2 separate regions of the Mus musculus genome follow, and region 2 is linked to region 1. The links are chromatin loops, found by intact Hi-C in ENCODE. Cell type or tissue: heart. All regions are shown on one strand. Links, peaks and the distances in the headings refer to the core of each region. The heading gives the core; the rest is flanking DNA.

Region 1 (10,528 bases), core at 1,057-9,056:
AGGTCCTTGTGTTCACTGAAAAGTACTGGAACAGATACTGTCAGCCTTCCTGAGGCTGCAGCCCTTTAACACAGTCCCTCATGTTGTGATGACCCCCAACCATAAAGCTATTTCATTGCTACTTCATATCGGCAACTTTGCTGCTCGGAATGATAAATGTCTCATATGCACATTATCTGAGATTCGACCCCCACCCCCACCTCCACCCCCACTTGAGAGGCCAGGGAAGGTAAACACTCGGGGAAGAGATGAGATTATAACCTACCTCTTCTCCACCCAGGAGGCTGGGAATGGGTGTGGTTAGTAGCCAGGGTGACCTCTGTCCTATATGGCTGAGAACACACTGGATCTTTCCCAGGCCCTTCAGATGACACTGTAGTCTATCTATAGAACCCGTCTTCAGGGAAGAGGTGACATGTACTTTGGAAAGAGTTTTGATGTCATTGTTCACACAGCTTTTATTGTACACACAGGATTGTGTTACACCGGGAAACTTTTTTCCAGTTTGTACTGTACTTAAATGTGCCTAAAATAAACTTCCCGGTGTCCAGAGTCTTTGAAGTTTGGACCAACCAGACTTTCTTCTTGGCTCACGGAGACAGACACTCTGCCAGCTTGTGTGTGCAGAGACCCCGCACAACCGTCCATCTTATCAGGGAAGTCCAGACATCAGCAGCTTAAAACAGAGGTCCCTTTGCCTCCACAGCCAGGAAAAGCAATGGATACAAGCTGCTGCCCAATCCCCCTCTCCAGTTACACAGTCCAGGATCCACCAGGGAATGAATGGGCCCCGCTGCACACACAATGGATCCGGCCTCAAGGCAACCGAGAGAATCTTCCAGAGGCATACCACCAAGGGTGCCCATCTTTGTTGTCTATCAAGCTGACAATTAGCATTAACATCACAATGAGGATTGTTTATTGGTTTGCTGTGATACAAAGAATGTGTTTTATCAAACCCTCAGAAAGTAAGTTTGGGCTCTTTTCCATTTCTCTTATTTTTCTATTTGAGACAGGGTCACACTCTCTAGACAAGGCTGACCTAGAATTCACTATGTAGCTAAGGATGGCCTTGAACTCTTACACCTCCTGAGTGCTAGGATTGCAACTATGTCACCATCATACTTGGCTTAGGTGGTGCTGGGGCTCAAACTCAGGACTTCCTGCATGTTAGGCGAACACTCTACCCACTGAGCCACACCACGGCCCCCCACCAGAGTCCTTACAAGTTGCCTTCTCTGAGCTGAGCAGCATTTTGGACCCTGTACCTTTTCATTAGGGATTTACACATGCCGTACTAACTACGGTCTCTGTAGACAGGTATGCCTTGAGCTTGAGAACTTCCTACTCCTACTGTAACAGGGCTGCGGGTCTTAGCACAACTGACTCCGTACCATTCAGGCTGTAGAACTCAGCACTTAGACAGCACCACCTGCCAAAACTAAAACAAAGACCTAATCCATCAACGTCCATAGCTCTGGGAAAGTCTCTAAATGTACTAAGCTTGCTTTTTGGCTTCTGTAGTTCTGCTCCTGGCTAATTGTTCTTGTTTACCGAAGGATGTCGATCCAGGACATGGTTTTTGTGCTTAAAAGCTTACCTGAGAAAGGCTTAGTGCTACGGTGGGATTTGAACACCCAGTATAGTCTCTGCCAGCTAATAAAGACTTTCTATTGGCTTACATCCCTGTCTCACCGGTCTTCTCTGGTGGATGCCCCCACGATACTGCCTCAGCCTCCCTAGTAGCTGTGATCAGAAGCCTGTCCCACCAGGCCTGGCTCTTGCCAGCTCCATTCTGGAAAGCAACCACAGATCATCAGCTCCCACCTCTAAGATTTCACGGTTCCTTTCCAACCAGATGGCATTTGGCTTTGCTCTGATCAGCCCCAAACTGGGAGCTTCCTCACAAGGACTGAAATGACGCCTCTGTTTTTACTCCACAATGCAGCATTTTGAAAAGCCTTCTTCTTCAAACCTTTCCTGTAATCAAGAATCATGCCTGGGGCTGAGGAGCTGGGTCAGCGGTTAAGAGCGCTAGACGCTCTTCTAGAGGACCTGGGTTTGACACCCACCACCCACGTGGCGGCTCACAACTGCCTGTAACTCCAGTTCTGCGGGTCCTGACACGTGAATAAATAATTAATAGTTTTTCGAGACAGGGTTTCTCTGTGTAGCCCTGGCTGTCCTGGAACTCACTCTGGAGACCAGGCTGGCCTCGAACTCAGAAATCCGCCTGCCTCTGCCTCCCGAGTGCTGGGATTAAAGCGTGTGCCACCACGCCCGGTAATAAATATGTTTAAAATTCCTCTCCACCTGGAGCCAGAGCTCGGGGATTTGAGACTTCCTGGGCCTGTGAGGTGGATCTAGGTTGGAAGCCCCATTCTACAAAGCAACAAAGGGCACATGGGTAAAGAAAATTAAAAGTACCTCCCATTTTTTAAAATTATTTTTATTATTTTTTATTTACATTATTATTCCAGAAAGTGTACCATGCCCTTGAGTTGGGAACACTATAGCAATATTTAATAATTGTATCTATTCCCATATGTAGAAAGCACTCAGGCAGCCTGCAGTGGAATGCCCCTAAGGGTTCCTGTTCCTTTTATAGCTTCTTGCTATCAGCTGAGACGGCGCCTGTTTTCTGAGGGTCGCTGACTCTCAGGATAACCTTTTCCCCTTGCAGTTTTCCTAGCTGCCTCTCTACCTGCTCCCTCCTTTTCCTCCAAGGACACAAAACCAGTCATTTTCATGGCTGCTATGCATTTATTGTTCCCTATATGATAAGCAGAGTGGAAACTCGATATAGAAGAGCATCCATGGGCTGGAGAGATGACTCAGCGGTTAAAAGCACTGACTGCTCTTCCAAAGGTCCTGAGTTCAAATCCCAGCAACCACATGGTGGCTCACAATCCCCCATAATGAGATCTGATGCCCTCTTCTGGGGTGTCTGAAGACAGCTACAATGTACTTACATATAATAATAAGTAAATCTAAAAGAAAAAAAAAAGAAGAGCATCGGTGCATAATTTATGGTTAGATGTTACCCTAGTGCTAAGGAAAATGAAGCAATGTTACCCCAAGTTTGGGGCTAGCCTGAGCTACACAGAAAGATTGTTTTAAAAGCCAAGCAAACTGACAAAACCCCTCTCTCATCTGCTGACAAGCCATTCAGCCCTTGCTAGAGGGGACATTTATTTCCCACTCTGTGTTCTTGGTGGCTGCTGAATCTTCTCCACGTGTCCCTTGAGAGGGCTAATGCTGCTAGCAGTGGATCCGACAGTCTCACCCTGCAGGGCCTAGTTATTGAAGAAGCAGAGGAAGCTCTTAGAACACACTGACTGAATATGGACGTTACCTGACAGGAACCCGGGATTTTGTAATCAGCTGGGCTCCTGCAGGCCACAAGGTTGAAGTTATTTCATCTCAGGAAAACCATTAAAAGCTCATCCCAGAATATAAAAACTTAGTCTTGTTCAAGGTGACCCTGAAGCGCCGGTGGTCAGAGCTCTGTGTTGTTAATATGTTTCCATTACCAAGGCTTCTGCAGCGGAACCCCGATTTCCCAGGTGGGTGGGCCAGTTTTAATCTGATCTACATTTCTGCTTTCCCCGGGTTTCCCCAAGTGGCTTCTGAATGTGTTGCAACAAAATTGCAAGGATGCTGAGTGAAGTATTTCAACTAAGCAATGTTTACGCGAAAGCCTCTGAATAAATGTGTTTGCAAATGGGCTTAGACCCTTGTGTGGAAAGGGCCTGCCTCTCCTAAATAGAAAAATCTTCAAGTAAATCAGATCTTACCCAAGAGTTTGAAAAACTGGAGGCAGGGCTTAATGAAGAGTTCCTAACCAGTACCCCGGAGCTCTTGACTCTAGCTGCATATGTATCAAAAGATGGCCTAGTCAGCCATCACTGGAAAGAGAGGCCCATTGGACATGCAAACTGTATATGCCCCAGTACAGGGGAACACCAGGGCCAAAAAGGGGGAGTGGGTGGGTGGGGGATTGGGGGGGTTGGTATGGGGGACTTTTGGGATAGCATTGGAAATGTAAATGAGGAAAATACCTAATAAAAAAGAGAGAGAGAGAAAAAAAGAGTTCCAAACCCCACCCAGGCTACCGCAGACCACCTTCAAGCTCCCAGCTCAATTTGCCACACTTTTACACTTCTTTCCTTCAGCAAAATCAGTCCGTTCAAGAGAACAAGGGAACGGTGACTTCGTCTGTCCCGGATACTCAGTTGTGTGCAGTGCTGAAAAACAAGCTTTTAGTTTTCAGCTAATGCTCAACATGGAGGCATATAATTAAGTGAATTCTGCCTCGTGCCATAGAGTATGTGACCCTGGGCTTACCTGTGACCATCATTCCCAAAGCATTTTTTCTATCAAAGGGCCAGTTTCATAGGGGTTTGTTTTGGTTTTGGTTTTTTCAAGACAGGGTTTCTCTGTGTAACCTTAGCTATGCTAGAACTCACTTTGTAGACCAGGCTGGCCTCGAACACACAGATCGCCTGCCACTGACTCCAGAGTACTAGAAATAAAGGTATGTGCCACACCTTCCCGGCTAAGTTATTATTATTTAGTGTTAGTGGTATGTATGTATGTATGTATGTATGTATGTATGTATGTATGTATGTATGTATGTATGTATGTATGTATTTGGTTTTGTATGAGCATGTAATACTGCCTTGGCGCTATTTCCTGGGCAAAAAGCGAGGTTTTCGCGACCAACCGCGACACCTTACTGATTCGACCTGCAAGTTCTTGCAGCAAGTCAGAGTGTCCAGCAGATGGCGCCACAGCTGAATTTTCTCCGGCTTTTGTGTATGCCATGCTTGTAGAAGGCAGGGGGAAACAAGATTAAAAAGATATTCTCATTTTCAGCATATAATGCCTTCTTCGTTGCGTCAGAGGCCTTTTTTTTTTTATTAGAACTGGTAAAATTAATGTTGAGGTCTTTTAAAAAGTTAATTGATAACAACTCAAAAAATGCAGGTTGGTTTTGTTTTGTTTTTGAAATATTTGCACTTTGTTCATTACATGTTCCACTTTTGTTTGTTTTTTTTTAAAAAAGGATTTATATGTCCCATATGTAGCTGTGTGTGTTTATGTGCTCCACCTACATAGAGGCTTGAAGTCACCTGATTTCTTAGAACCTGAGTAACAGGCAGTTGTGAATAGTGAGACCGTCGGTGCTATGGAGCCGAACCTTGTCCTCTCCAAGATCAGTAAGCACTCTTTACTGCTGAGCCGCTGCTCCACGCCTAAGTATTTGAGTGGGGGCATGTGTGCAGGGCAAAGTACCACTGTTTGCGGTGTGGTTTCCAAGTGTGCTCCAGGAATTACTCTCAATGAGCAGGGCCTGAGCTGCAAGCGCTTTTCTCCATTGAGCCCTTGGGCCTGCCCACGTTTTTCAAACAGTAGTAATCGCCACGGGAGCACAAAGGGGCTGGGGATACAGCTCAGAGGTAGAATTCTCGGCTAGGATCAATACTCGCCGTGTAAACGTATGAAACGTTAAAAAGAAATCAAGAGACGTTACATAAAAGAAGAGGCAGGATGGTCCAGAAACTTAAGCAATCGCCCAGGGTGACTTCCAAGGCGTGGCGGCGGTGAGCTCACCCGCTGCGACGGAAATGGCCTCGGAGGAAGCCGGGCGGTGGCCGCAGCGCGGGGACAGCGCCGCCTGCTGGTTACAGGCGACAAAGAGCTGGGCTCGCAGGGCGTGGACCCTGCACATTCCAGAGAGCTCACCAGGACCTTAGGAGCCAGGGACATAGCTGGAGCCGCCCCTCTGCCAGGAAGAGAAAGTTCGATGCCTGCTATAGTTAGGGAAGGCAGTCTCCCTGGGGGTTTTAGCGGCTTTAATTCCTAAAGCGAAAAAGGGTGGATTTGATTTGTATAACGTTGTCATTTTAGACCACTCCAGTGGAGGATGGCAAGCAGAACCTGATAGGGGTCCACTTTAATTTTATTTTATCCCTGTCTTAATGGGACTTGTCAAATATTAATGGGGCTTTAAGGCAGGCTTTAAATATGAGCAGGGAATTGCGTTTTAAACGTGGATGCGCTTGCCATTTCTGTCTGGCAATATTATTCTAGGAAGGTTGCAGTGAGGTTTCTGGAGTCCCGCCTCCTCTCCCCACTTCCGTTTTCTCTTCCCTCATTTGACAAGAGCCTCTGCACCCATCTCCTTAGAACACGTCACCATCATCCACTGGAAGTGGATTGTGGTACCACGTTTCTGTTTCTCCCCTATAGCTGAAGCCGGCAGAAAGATGACAGATTGCTATCTGCTCCTGAGCCTGCCTGGTTGCCGGGAACCAGGCAGGATGATGCTAACGCAGCTCTTACTGTGTTGCTTTCATTAAGTAGCAGGTGCTGTCTCATGGACAACCAACCCTGTGTTCACATTATTCGGTGATTAGGTCTTCCTTAGTATCTTCCACTCACAGCGACTGCTGATTTTAAAACTCTTTCCTAACTGCGTTTGACTTCTTGTAAGAGAATGAAGATCCACAGATGGGCGCTTTCATAGCACGCTTGCACCTGAAATTATGCAGTTGGCCAGGGCTGTCAGAGATCCAGGAGGCCACGCTTCCAACCTGAACTCTGAACCACTGTGATGCACTCTGGGGAGGGACAGGCATTGTCTTCAGCCTTGTACCCAAGCAGTTCAGACTGTTCCAGTGAACGCAGCAAACCAGCCTGTGGCCACAAAGGGAGCCCTGGCTAACTCAGTGGGCACAAAACAGAAACAATAAGAGGTCCCACAGACTGGGAGGGAAATAGAGAAGCTGGGTATAACAGTGATTAGAATGCACTGTGTATACATAGAGCTGATTTTGTTTGTTTGAGACAGGGTCTCATCATATAACTCTGGATGGCATTTGATCCATAGAGATTTATCCTTCTGCCTCTGGAGTGCTGGGGATTAAAGGCATGCGTTTCCACGTCCAGCTGTCTGAAATGGTAAAAGTCCCCATGGCAGGAAAAGTAGAAGGGATGCTATTTACTGGGTCCCTGTTTAACCTGAAGACCGTGATTCCCATCTCGGCTCATGTGTAAGCATTAATTATAGGCTCTTGTTCACAACGGCAGTGCCAGAAAAACCTGAATTAGGAGGTCAAAGGCAAGAGGAGGGAGAAAAGCTGGGTTAGTAGGTCCCTTAGGTGTCTGGGCTCCAAGCCCTCGCAATCCGGATCCATCCTGATGAGCACTAGGGGTTCTTTGTTTTGAGGACAAAGGGGGATATTTAGTAACTTTTAGTGAATCGGGCCAGGAAGATGTTTGACATTTGTTTATCTGCCGGGAGGAAGGAGGGGAAAGCCTCCCCTAACTGTACCTAAGTGTCCTTCAGCTAGAAGATACAAGAACAGAGAAGCTGAAAACATTAATACAATGCAGGCACACATCTCCCTGCCCGACCCTGGACTGTTGAACCAAAGGCTACTAAACTAAGCATGGACACGGCAGGGGCCTCCCTTGGAGGACTCCCCAGAGAACGTCTGCTCACACAAAGCCAAGCACTTCTGAGGGGGGAGGGGAGCGGGCTTTTTCTTCGTTAAGGAGAAGGCTCCTTCTCTTCTCCCCTCCTCCCTTCTCACCTGTCCCTTCCCCTTCTCCACCAGCTGGTCCCCTCTCTTAGGAGGAGTTGGCAGAATAAACCCCTCACCCCTGCTATCGGTCTTGGATCTTCTGGAGCCCTGAACTCCAGGAAAAGCAAGGTGGTCCGTCTATATTTAGAATTCTAACCTGCTGTGAGTTTTGTTTTTCTCCTTTAGTTGTGCAAAACCCAAAGCTTTGCAGCCCTGCCTAAATCAGCAGCACTCCCACCTTTTGAAAATTTGAATCTGAGCTCCCAAGCAAAATTTCCTAAGTGTGTCCTTTCTCCTCAAAATGAAATAAAACACAAAGACTGCCTTCGGGAAGAGGCAACTCAGTACAGATCCTAAGCTGTAGCTGTTTCGGGAGAGAAAGAGCCCCCCGGAGCCCTCCCTTCTGCCACCACACCCTTGGCCGCTTTTCATCTGCAAAATCAGTGTGCTAAGCTAAGAGTGAGAGCCAGAGCTAACCTCCGAGAAAAAAACAAAAACAAAAACTGTTACTTGGGGAAGAAGTCTGCAGTGCGCAGACTGGGTGGGGCACCGAAACACCCGGTCATTTTCTCTTTCCAAACTGGGGATCTTTCCATTTATTAAAATTGTATTTACTGCTATTGTTTGTGTATGAGGTGGGTGTTACAGTAAACACACACAAACACACACACAAACAACTGATGAAATATCTGGCCTTGGCGGAGGCCTAACCTTTCAGTTAGGCTGAGTCAGTCGTTTAGCCAAGGGACCGTCCCTAGCATCCTTAAGCCATGATAGAGACACATATCATAATCTAACAGTTCTTTAATGAGGTACTGTGCTCCCCCCAACCCCCCCACCCCCCACTGCACCCCTAGTGCTGACGCTTGCAGGGCCGTGGGATCACAGCCAGGTATTATTCTGAATTATCCAGAAAAACTTAACTTCTCCCACTCTTGCTCTTTCTTCCTTCTATCTCTTTTCTAAGCATGCTTTGCTGGGCTCTTGCCCCACCCCCACCCCCCAACTCTGAGTCGCCCTCCTTTTTCTCCAAAGCCTCTAAAGCACCACGTGGCTCCTTGTCCGCCATGTCTGACCTAATACAGACGGCCCCGGGGGGGGGGGGGGGGGGGCTTTGTTGTTATTAGTTTCCTTTCAGCCTCTCCGGGAGCTGCTGAAGCTTATAACTGGCCTGCCTTGATTTTTGTTGTTGTTGTTTATTTTGAAAAAGACTCCATTCTCAAGTCTTTAGCTCTTGTATCATTGCAGGGCTGTGGGGGGGCATGCAGATGTGAGAGGCCCATGTGGAGCAGGTTCCCTCTTTCCACCTTTATTTGGGCCCTGGGTGTTAGCATTCTGTCGAAGCTCCGCCCCACAGTTACCTGGCAACAGCCAGGTAGGCCTGGCCCACTATAAAATGGGCTGCTTGCCCCCTCCTCTCGTTCTCTTGATCTCTTGCTTCTCTCTCTGTCTCTCCCCTTCCCATTGCTTTCCCCATCCCTCTTGTCACGTGCTCATGGTCATGGCCAGCCTCCTCTACTTCTCTCTCACCCTCTTTTTGTTTTGTTTTGTTTTTTCAAATCAGGGTTTCTCTGTGTAGCCCTGGCTGTCCTGGAACTCACTCTGTAGAGCAGGCTGGCCTCAAACTCAGAAATCCGCCTGCCTCTGCCTCCCGAGTGCTGGGATTAAAGGCGTGCATGCGCCATGGTGATTCTACCCTTTTAACTCCCTCCCCATGCCCTGAATAAACTATTCTATTCTATACTGTCCTGTGGCTGGTCCCTCAAGGGGAAGGGATGCCTCTGCCTGGGCCCGCTGAGACATCCCGTTCCCCCGTACCTCACCGCACCCCCATGGAACAGATTCCCCCCTTCTCCTTATCTCTATAAACACATCACTGGGTCTCAGACTCCAGTTCTCAGGCTTGCACAGTGGGTACTTTTCCTCGGTGAACCATCTCGCCAGTCCTGGGGAAATTGGTGTCCCCTCTTGGGATTCTTAGTCTCTTTAAGAAAATACTTTAGGATGCAAACAGAAGATGAAGGACAATTGTATCAGAAGTTAAAACAAACAAACAAGCAAACAAAAGGACCAGGCAGAGAAGCTGGAAATCTCAGTAGCTTCCCAGAGGGGACTACTGGAGAAGAGAAAAAGAAAAAAACAACCCCATCCCATTCCAGCTAATCTGAGGTTGGAGGTCACACACACACACACACACACACACACACACACAGAACAGCGAGCAGCCACTTGCAGCCAAGATAGAACAAAGGAAAAGTTACATTTTTTCCCCCTAAGATCCTAAAAGAAAAGCACTTGTGGCTGAGTGCAGCCCTGCAAACCTGCAGGGGTGTGGGAGTTCTGGGAAGGGAAGGCACAGCATCTCATTAAAAGGGTAAGTATTCTAACTATCCAGGGGTGAACCTTTCTGCTGGTGGTTCCAGAGCCAGGTCATTGGCCCCCTAGACTGAAAGTATTAGGCGTCCATCTTCCTTAGTCCTTTATGCTTGCTGTGTCGCTGCTCAAGGCTTTACGGCCCCACATCCTTGGCCCAAACTTCAACACAAATGGACTCCTTAAAGACAAATGGGATAATCAAGGCCCAAACCTGCACCTCAGGAAGACGCTGGTTAACGTTCTCAAGGTTATAGTACACGCTCGCTTTTCTTGGCTTTCGAGGCATCTTTTCTGCTAACCTGTAATGGCGGGTGAGGAGAGAACTCTGTCTTAGCCAAGCTATCATTAAATCTCTTTCCCCTGATCTCCTTGACCAGCTCTTTGCAATATAAGGGGCAATGGCCTGACTTCATGAACCTAACTAAGCGCCTTATAGTAGTGGTGTTGCTAGTGTCCGACCAACTACACACTGTTCAGTTTCAGACCCAGGGACAAGGCACTGAGCTGCAAATTTTACACATCAAAGCAAGCTGGCCTCCAGACTCTGCCAGCATCCCTCA
Region 2 (10,528 bases), core at 770-8,769, 65 kb after region 1:
TGGGAGCTCTACTGCCTGGAACATGGCATCCAGCCTGATGGCCAGATGCCAAGTGACAAGACCATTGGGGGAGGAGATGACTCCTTCAACACCTTCTTCAGTGAGACAGGAGCTGGCAAGCATGTGCCCCGGGCAGTGTTCGTAGACCTGGAACCCACGGTCATCGGTAAGCTGGCTGGGGGCTTCCCCAGGCATTCCTTCTTGGTCACATACTCAGAATCTCTCTCCAGACCCAGAAGGGTGAGTGAGCTTGTGTGTGTCCTCGGTGGCCGATGGCTGATGTCTTCTCCCTTTGCAGATGAAGTTCGCACCGGCACCTACCGCCAGCTCTTCCATCCTGAGCAGCTCATCACAGGCAAGGAGGATGCTGCCAATAACTATGCCCGTGGCCACTACACCATTGGCAAGGAGATCATTGACCTTGTCCTGGACAGGATTCGCAAGCTGGTAAATGCCATATATGGATGGGTTTAAAATGCAGTGGGAGGGTGTCTTGGTTCCCAATCTAAAGGAATTGCAAATAGTGCTAAGTTTATGCCCTCCTAATAAAACATTACATTTCCTTTTCTCCCACAGGCTGACCAGTGCACAGGTCTCCAGGGCTTCTTGGTTTTCCACAGCTTTGGTGGGGGAACTGGCTCTGGCTTCACCTCCCTGCTGATGGAGCGGCTCTCTGTGGATTACGGAAAGAAGTCCAAGCTGGAGTTCTCCATTTACCCAGCCCCCCAGGTTTCCACTGCTGTGGTTGAGCCCTACAATTCCATCCTCACCACCCACACCACCCTGGAGCACTCTGATTGTGCCTTCATGGTAGACAATGAGGCCATCTATGACATCTGTCGTAGAAACCTCGACATTGAGCGCCCAACCTACACCAACCTTAACCGCCTTATTAGCCAGATTGTGTCTTCCATCACTGCTTCCCTCAGATTTGATGGGGCCCTGAATGTTGATCTGACAGAATTCCAGACCAACCTGGTACCCTACCCTCGCATCCACTTCCCTCTGGCCACTTATGCCCCTGTCATCTCTGCTGAGAAAGCCTACCATGAGCAGCTTTCTGTAGCAGAGATCACCAATGCCTGCTTTGAGCCAGCCAACCAGATGGTGAAATGTGACCCTCGCCATGGTAAATACATGGCTTGCTGCCTGCTATACCGTGGTGATGTGGTTCCCAAAGATGTCAATGCTGCCATTGCCACCATCAAGACCAAGCGCAGCATCCAGTTTGTAGACTGGTGCCCCACTGGCTTCAAGGTTGGCATTAATTACCAGCCTCCCACTGTGGTACCCGGTGGTGACCTGGCCAAGGTGCAGAGAGCTGTGTGCATGCTGAGCAACACCACAGCCATTGCTGAGGCCTGGGCTCGCCTAGATCACAAGTTTGATCTGATGTATGCCAAGCGTGCCTTTGTGCACTGGTATGTGGGTGAGGGCATGGAGGAGGGTGAGTTCTCTGAGGCCCGTGAGGACATGGCTGCCCTAGAGAAGGATTATGAGGAGGTTGGTGTGGATTCTGTGGAAGGCGAGGGGGAGGAAGAAGGAGAGGAGTACTAAGTCCATTCCTTGAGCCCCCTGTGTCGTCAAACTGCTCCAGTATTAGTTGCAGGCACTGATGCTTCTGTGCTGTTTCCATTCTGTGATCATGTCTTCTCCATGTTGTACCTCTTAAGTTTTCCATGATGTCTCAAAGTAAAAGCTTTAAGAAAAGAGTTTTGTTTCTGGATACTTTGTTTCAGATCCTGTAGCTCAGATGAGCCTAGGCCTGCCTCGCTAATTGCAATCCCCTGTGATAGTCATTATAGGTAACCGCTCAGCTGATTCATTGCCTCTTGGGTACTAGGGGAGCACTAGACTGAGAAAGTCTGTATGGCATGGGAGCTTTGCTTGACTCCACGCTACCTAAAATACTTGCCAAGATGTCAAGTGATCCTTAAGGCTGGTTGTGCACTTACTTCCATTGAGGCCAGGCTGACACAGGGCATGGAGGGTGTGTTGTTTGAACTGCAAATATCTTGAGAGTGGTATGAATTCCAATTAGCCCTGATTCCAGTTTGAGGATTGGGGTCTACCAAAAGGCATGAAGTCTAAGAGTTTTTGTCCCTTACTGCTAAGGTAAAGTCTACAGGGGTGACAGTTAACTGGTCATTTCCTACTAGGAAAGAGCCAAAGGAAGAGTACACTGTCTACAGGATGTGGGAACACTGGTAAATGATAAAAGTACTCCCATTTATACCACTATGAGGATATTTGGTACTTGGGATTGAACAAAGGGCCCCAGACATGAAAGACAAGTGATAAACCTGCTGTTATACTCTACTTATTTTGCGATGTCTTAGTTATCTATGCTGGTCTTGTTATCCATTTTGGTATGTAGCCCAGGGTTGCTTCTGCCTCCCAAGTGTGGGATTAGAGGCCAAAAATAAAAGCTGGATGACCAGGAATACAAGGCCAGCCTGAGCTGTAATGACCCTGTCCCAAGAAAAGCAAGCAAACTAGGTATTTGGCTTATGCTGAATATTCGGAGGAAGATGCCCTTGTGCTTGCTAACCAGCAAGTCTGACCCAGTCTAAATCCCACTTCGGACTGAGAGACTTTGTCTCAAAAACCATTGTACAAAAACCAAGGTAGAGGCTAACAAATGACCTAGTAGAGGACCCAAGTTCACCCAAGCACCCACATCTAGTTATTTTACTAGCTCCAGCTCCAGGGAGATCTGGTCCCTATGCCTTCTGGAGGCTGCAAATTCTCCACATGTGTACATATAATAAGTCTAAAGCACCCAAAACAAGGTGGACAATGCCTGTGAAACAACATTGGGGTGACCTCTGGCCACACATGTGCACAGTTTTGTATGAGCATGCACGAGTTCACACACAGATACAGAACGTCTTCACAAGAGAGATTGTGCCAGGTGTGGTGGCACACACTTTTAATCTCAGCGTGCAAGAGGCAGGGGCAGGTGAATCTCTTGAGTTCAAGGCAGTCCTCTGTGAGTTCCGAGTTCCGGGACCACATAGACCCTGTCGTAAAGCAACACCTTTGGGGATGCAGAAGTGCATCTGTAGCTTAGTTTGTGGGATGTTTGCCCAGCATTCATGAAGCCTTGGGTTTGAGCCCCAACACTGCATTCATCCTGGCATGGTGGCTGAGGCCTATAATCTCAGGACTCAAGGTGGAGGCAGGAGGATCAGGCAGAAGTTGATCAGGGTGCAGTGCCTGGCGACGATGCCTGTGACCCAGAGGAGGCTGAAAAATTATTAAATCTTGATTTTCCCTCTTAAGCCCGGTTTGTTGTAGTTACCATTTTGAGGTTTTGTTTTTTGTTTTTTTTTCATGATAGGGTTTCTCTGTGTGTAGCCCTAGCTGTCCAGCTCTGTAGTAGACCAGGCTAGCCTAGAGCTGAGAGAGATCCTGCCTCTGCCTCTGCCTCTGCCTCTGCCTCTGCCTCTGCCTCAGGCTAGATGCTGGGATTATAGGCATCTGCCACTACACCCTGGCTTTTTTTTTTTTTTTTTTAATTTATGGCAGTCCTTCTGCCTCAGCTTCCCAAATACTAGGATTACAGGAAAGTACAAGTGTTCGTGGCCATCTTAAGATCTTTATTGTTTATAGTCAATGTGCATTTTAAAGGTTTGTAAAACTCCCACATTCTCCTTCCAGCTCACATCCTCTTTAAGCAGCCTCTGGAGAAGGGGAGTCCTGAGGGGTTGGGGTCAGAGAGAGACTTGGCTCTTGTTCCGTCCTGACGCTCCATCCCCTTCTGGGCCCATTTCTTCCTTTGCACTGTGGATTTCCATTGTGCTTTGCTCACAGGAGTTAACAGCACCCTGTCAGGCCCTGTAGCTGTGGAAGCCAGAGATGGTTCCCTTCTTCCAACATATGGATTGTGAGAATCAAACTTAGGTGATCGAACTTGGCATCTCATTAGCCTTAACATTTGCTAAAAACAAAACAAAAACAACAAACAAACAACAAAAACCACAGCCTGCTAAAATGCGTTCAGAGCTCAGCGTTCTTCACCTTCCGCCTAAGGTCATTGTTAAAGTGGGAGGACTCGGGTTACTCATCTCACAGATGACACATTTAATTGGCAAGCAAGGAAGATGATACCACAGCTTTGGGTCCAGGTTTAAATATTGCCTGTTAAAGGATTAGAGCGAATACGGGTCTTTCAGCCTTAAGGAGGTCCATGCTGTGATCCAGGGTAGACATTCAGGATTTCATCACGGAAGGCAGGAAGAACCTTTCAGTCTGAGACTGCGGAATGAGAAGACATCCACCCCTCCCATTCCCATAAAGTGCCTAGCAAATTCCTTAATGCCCTGCAGATGGCACCACCGACAAGGAGTTCTCTGTCCAGGAAAGCCAAGCCAAGCCAAGCCTTGGGAACTCAGCCTGCCCTTGCCATCACCTTGGAGGTAAGGCTCAAAAAAATGCAGCAAACAGGAAGTGACCCACGGGGCATGCCTAGCATTCACGGCTTGTCAAATTTTGTTTTGGCAGCTACTGGAGGAAGCCGTGCCTGGTGTTCCATCACAGTGAATGAAGCAACCTCATACCCAAGAAGTTTCTCGACCTGAGACCCAAACTCTCCACTCCTACTCCAGGACAATAGTAAAAAAAAAAAAGGGGGGGGGTATGTCGGACTTTTGAGATAGCATTGAAAATGTAAACGAGGAAAATACCTAATAAAAAAAATTAAAAGAAAAAAAGAAAAAAAAGGCATGGCTTCTGGGTCAACAGGAACTAAAGAAGAGAATGTGGCTATATTAACTAAACTAAACTAAACTCAATACTGATACAAAGAAATAATCACTAGGGCTGGAGAGATGGCTCAGAGGTTAAGAGCACTGGCTGCTCTTCCGGAGGTCCTGAGTTCAAATCCCAGAAACCACATGGTGGCTCACAACCATCTGTAATGGGATCCATCTGATGCCCTCTTCTGGGGTGCCTGAAGACAGCTATAATGTACTTATATAAATAAATAAATAAATAAATTATTCTAAAAAAAAAGTCATAGGTCATCTTTAAAAAAAAAAAGAAAGAAAGAAAAAAGAAATAGTCACTGGTGGTCATCTCCAGGCTGCTACTGTTGACACTGTGTTGCTAGAACTAGCTTCTTCCCCTCTGCCACTCTCAACTGACAGCTTGTGGATGCTGTGTTCCAGTGTTCAGAGGAAGAGTTTGAATGAGGAAGGCAGAGGTGCTGAGCAGTGGTGGTGTATGCCTTTTATCTCGGAATGTGAGAGGCAGAGGCAGGTGGATGGATCTCTGTGGATTCCAGATCTATGAGTTCCAGGACACCCAGGACTACACAGAGAAACTCCCTGTCTTGAAAACTGAAAAACGAAACAAAAAGTAAGAAAAGAAAGCAGAGTCATATCCCTCATCTTGTGTTCTTGTGCGCAGGAGTGTGTGTGTGTGTGTGTGTGTGTGTGTGTGTGTGAATGCTGGGCAATCATTCTGACAACTGAGCTACAGTCCCAGCCCTTCTTTGTCTTTTTATTGGCTCTGTGGATGAACTCAGGGCGTTGTGCATACCACGCAGGCACCCTTGCACTGAACCAAGTATGAAATGAAAGCAGGTTTCATCCAAATGGAGGTTTTCTTTAATATCCTTTTAAAGAAAAGGATTGTAAGCACTTTAATCGACTGAGGCAGGAGAGACAGGCTGAGAATCCTGGGACGGTGGAAAGCATGGACCTTCGTTCAGTGCTCACTGGTACTTTTTTTTCAGTTTTTGAGACAGGGTTTCTCTGCATAGCCCTGGCTGTCCTGGAACTCGCTCTCTAGACCAGGCTGGCCTTGAACTCAGAACCACCTGCCTCTGCTGCCTGAGTGCTGGGATTAAAGCTGTACTCTATCGCAACCACTCAGTGCTCAATGGTAGTTTTTGAAACTTAGAGAGGTAGAAATCCCTTTGGGGAATCTGGAGAGAGTGTGTTATCAAATTTGGGGTCACATCCTATGCCCCAAGTCAGGTGCCACCTGTCCTCAGTAGGCCAGTAAACATTAACAGCCATGTTAACAGTGGGAAGCCGAGTGAGGAGATTCATTCGGGGAGCTTTTGGCTAGTTTGGCTACACAGGAAGACCTATCACAGAAGGAAACGTAAGGTACTGGGCTTGCAGAGGGTTAAGTCACAGGTTGATGCCAGACTAGGCTATTTCTCCTAGATCTTCTAAGCTCTTTCTACTGCAGCTTGAATTTACACTGTACAGTTCTGACTTGACTAGCTGTATTGATACCTTTTTTTTTTCTTTTTTTTTTTTTATTTTTTTCTTTTTTCCTAGCCCTGGCTAGGGGGAATAACTATGTCACAAAGGTTGGATGGTTTCTCTGTGCAGCCCTGGCTGTCCTGGAAGTTGCTCTGTAGATCAGGCTAGCCTCGAACTCATAAAGATCTGCCTGTCTCTGCCTCCGAAGTATGAGTGCTGGGATTAAAGGTGTGTGCCACCACTGCCTAGCTCTAGCTCTGCATCATCATCATTATATCATCATTATCAAATTTTACTTTTGTTGGGTATGTAAGTTTGAAGCCAGCCTAGTCAACATGTTCTAGGCCAGCTAGAGTTACACGGTAACTCAAAACAAACAAACAAAGTGTGCATGCGCCTAAGGAAAGTCAGGCCAGAAGACGGCACTGGTTTTGCCTAGGACTAACGGTTACAGGTCGTGAGCTACCATGTAGGTGCTGGGAACTCGACCCAGGTCCTCTGCAAGAGCAACAAGTGCTCTCACCTGCTGAGCCATCTCTGTAGTCCTGGGCATTTTGCCTTCTAAAGTGCACTTCAGGCCAGATTGTAGTGTTATATTTCCATAATTCCAGCACTAGAGGCTAGCCTGAGTTACACAGCGAGACCTTGTCTCAAAATAAGTAAAACAGGCTCAAAATCAGTTCTCCGTAGATGTTCAATGTATACTCAGATTCCATAATAATTAGTGCCTGTGAGAGTCGGAGGCAGGAGGACCTCCATTCTTGCGCGCACCGGACTCGACCAGCAAGAACTACGCTGCAACAGGATCCTTCTGCACACGTTTATTGGGAGAGCTTGATTGCAGAGGCGAAAAGACTTCGAGCCCAGAACTGGTGCTGCTTTTATAGGCCTAGGAGAGGCGTGTCTCATACCCGGATTGGTTATGCACTAAGCCTCATTTGCATGTTCCTCATCTGATTGGCTACTCTCTCTTAGTACCTTACAGAACCTCATTATCATATCTCATTTGCATGTCTCACATCCGATTGGTTATACTCTCAGTACCTTACAGAACCTCATTATCATGCCTGGGCCAGGCAGTGTTTTTGCAAAAAACTTTCCTGCATATGTACACATTGGTTGTTTGTCCAATCTTATGCGTGGTGGCCAGCAGTAGTCAGTGCCACTCAGCAACGGCACATGTGGCTTCCCACACTCCATGAGTTTGAAGATGATAGCCTAGACTACATAGTTCATTTCTAACCAGCCTGGGCTATGGAGTACAGCCCTGACTTAAAACAAAAAAAGTGAGGTCTGGAGGGCTGGATTATAGATCAATGGTAGAGTGTTTACCTAGCATGTACTAGCAGGTCCTGGATTGGATCCCCAGCACAGGCAAAAAACAAACAAAAAATTCTGACTGGAAGGTGAGATAAAGTGTAGTATAGCTCAGAACAACAGACTAGTAGACTCAGAACCTAAATCTTTTGATTATTAATAATGCTGGCTATTTTTTTTCTTCCTATGTTTGCAAATGTTTGTCCTTGGGTATGTACAGCAGGTCAAAAGCTAAGAAAATCACTTAGTTCAAGACAAACATGATTCTCTAGAGAAGTCTATATGGGAGAAGGCCAGCAAATTAATATACGCAAGTTAAATCCAACTATGGCAACTTCTGATAACATGAAAAAACAGGTTGCTTGGGCTGGTGAAATGGCTTTAGCCTAAAGTGACAAATCTGAAGACTTGAGCATGAGTCTCAAGACCCACAAGATAGAAAGAGCCCAGTCCTGGAAGTTGTTCTTTGACCTCCATACATTACAGTGCCATGAATGTGCCTGGACATATATACAAAACAATTTAAAAATTAAAAAGTGGGTTGCTTTAGATAAGGTGGTGAGGGAGACGACCATGAACTGTAAAATTTAAACCAGGAGATAAATGGGTGAAAGATCAGACATTTCAAGGCCATCCTGGGTTAGGGAGCCAGCCAGGAGCGAGCTGGGAGTGATCTACAACAGATCCAGAGTCCTGAGGTCAGAAAGGGTGTGGAAAGGCCTCCTAAGGACTGAATAGAAGGCTGGAATGAGGACAACACCGGGTTACAGTAGAGAGGACCTAGATCTCAGATACAAAGTCTGAGCCAACAAAATAAATAGAAAATCTGGCAAGGTGTATGTGATGTGGGCTGTGGACCAGGGCACACATTCCAGCCCATCCAGAGAGCAGTAGATCTGCCCCTGATCTGGTGGTATATTGTTTGTTCTTTGGTTTTTGTTTTGTTGAGACAGGATTTTCTCTGTGTGGCACTGGCTATCCTGGAACTTGCCCTGTAGACCAGGGTAGCCTCCGACACAGATCTCTCTTTAAGAAACATTCTGGATCCCGGAGGTGGTGGTGCACACCTTTAATCCCAGCACTGGGGAGGCAGAGGCAGGTGGATTTCTGAGTTTGAGGCCAGCCTGGTCTACAGAGTGAGTTCCAGGACAGCCAAGGCTACACAGAGAAACCCTGTCTCAAAAAACCAAAAAGCGGGCTGGTGAGATGGCTCAGTGGGTAAGAGCACCCGACTGCTCTTCCGAAGGTCAGGAGTTCAAATCCCAGCAACCACATGGTGGCTCACAACCATCTGCAATGAGATCTTGTGCCCTCTTCTGGGGTGTCTGAAGACAGCTACAGTGTACTCATATATAATAAGTAAATCTTAAAAAAAAAAAAAAAAAAAAAGAAACATTCTGGGCTAATGTATATGTCAGCAGGGGAGTGCATGCAATATTTACTCAAAACTGTTTGTTCAATCTTCAGCATCTCACACACACACAGACACACGCAGACACACACGCACACAGACACAGACACACACACACACACACACACACACACGAGAGGGAGGGGAGGAAGTGGTGTGAAATCAAACCCCAAGGTTGGAATTTGTTTAAAAAAAGACACAAGTCAAGCCACCCTATTGTTCCACCTGCGAGGGCCTTGGAGCGGTCTTTAGGACAGATGAATCTCCCTCACACCAATCAACTTGGCATACTTTACTACTGATTTATTTTTTAAATATTTTTATATTTTAATCATGAGTATAAGTATAAGCACACACACACACACACACACACACATATATGCGCACACAGATTCCCCCTAGAGCTGAAGTTGCAGGTAGCGAAGAGCTGTCCAGGGTGGGTGATAAGAATCCAGCTCAGGTCCTTTGCAAAAGCAATGCATGCTCTTAAGCTCTGAACTGCCTCTGCAGCTCTCTCTCTTTAAAATTCACTAACTAATTAATCAATTAATTGAGACAGAGTCTTTCTACATAGCCCTGGATGTCCTATGTAGACCAGGATGGCTTCACACTCACAGAGATTTGATTGTCTTGTCCTCAAGAGTGCTGGGATTAAAGGCATGTGCCGCCACACCTGACTTACTTTTTAAAAAAGACTTTATTTTTAACATTTTAAATTATGTGTATGAATGTCTCAGTTACTGTTTTATTGCTGTGACAAAACCAAACCAAACAAACAAACAAAAACATGACCAAGGCAACTTATAAAAGAAAGCATTTAATTTGGAGTTCACAGTTTCAGAGGGTGAGTCCATGACCATCACGGTGGGGAGCATGGCAGCTGTCAGGCAGGCACAGCACTAGAGCAGTAGCTGAGAGCTTACATCTGATCCATAGGCTGGAGCCAGAGAGATAACTGGCTCAAAGCCCACCCCAGTGACATACTTCCTCCAACAAGGCCACACACCTCCTAGTCCTTCCCAATCTACTGGATAGTGCTATCATAATAGCACTCCCCAGCCCCTGCCCCCCAAAATCACAAGAATGATCTCTAGCCCAGTCCAACCTCAAAAGTCCCCATAGTTGTTGACAGTTTCAACATAATTTAAAAGTCTAAAATCTCTTCCAAGACTCAGCAATCTCTCAATCATAACCTCCTGTAAATAAAATACAGGAACAAGATGTGTACTTCTAACATGTAATGGAACAGAGTAAACATTTTCATTCCAAAGGAGAGTAATGGAATACAGTGAGGAAAGACCAGAGCACAGCAAGACAGAAACCCAGCAGGGCAAACTCCAGCTCCTGTAATTCTGTCTCAAGTCCAAGGACTCACGGGGCTCCACTCATCCAGCTCTGCTGATTACAACACTTTTCTCTCTCTTAGCCTGGTTCCACTCCCTGTCTGAACGGCTCCTTGGCAGGTATCCCACAGTTCTGGCACCTCCAACGTTTTGGGGTCTTCAATGCAATCCAGGCTCCACTGTCACTGCTTCATAAGATGGCCTATTCTGACCTCCACCTTACATTTCCTGATGTT

The links. A loop is a pair of places that touch in the nucleus more often than their neighbours do. Peaks named below come from ENCODE experiments on the same cell type or tissue, not always from the same donor. Only the 100,000 strongest peaks of a DNase experiment are listed, where the experiment ranks them.
Region 2: a loop joins it to region 1, with 6 times the contacts of the local background. A loop is called at or near these places in 14 of 42 quality-filtered maps.

What each region holds. Positions count from the first base shown.
Region 1 is chr15:98,988,358-98,998,885 of GRCm38, reverse strand. It overlaps 4930578M01Rik (RIKEN cDNA 4930578M01 gene), which reads right to left. Exons shown (of 4, transcript NR_045991.1): 4 at 9,605-10,146. Among named protein-coding and RNA genes, the nearest start is that of 4930578M01Rik, 7.7 kb to the right of the region's middle. In heart, for the core only: a CTCF peak has its summit at 4,785 (motif pointing right); DNase peaks (open chromatin) are centred at 4,775, 5,655, 6,165, 7,525 and 2 weaker places; H3K4me3 peaks cover 3,097 bases; H3K27ac peaks cover 6,767 bases.
Region 2 is chr15:98,922,611-98,933,138 of GRCm38, reverse strand. Tuba1b (tubulin, alpha 1B) reads left to right here. Exons shown (of 4, transcript NM_011654.2): 2 at 1-166; 3 at 299-447; 4 at 577-1,710. The coding sequence ends at 1,557. All of the region lies in intron 2 of Gm41396 (a long non-coding RNA gene), which reads right to left. Among named protein-coding and RNA genes, the nearest start is that of Tuba1b, 6.5 kb to the left of the region's middle. In heart, for the core only: a CTCF peak has its summit at 4,325 (motif pointing right); a DNase peak (open chromatin) is centred at 4,438; H3K4me3 peaks cover 590 bases.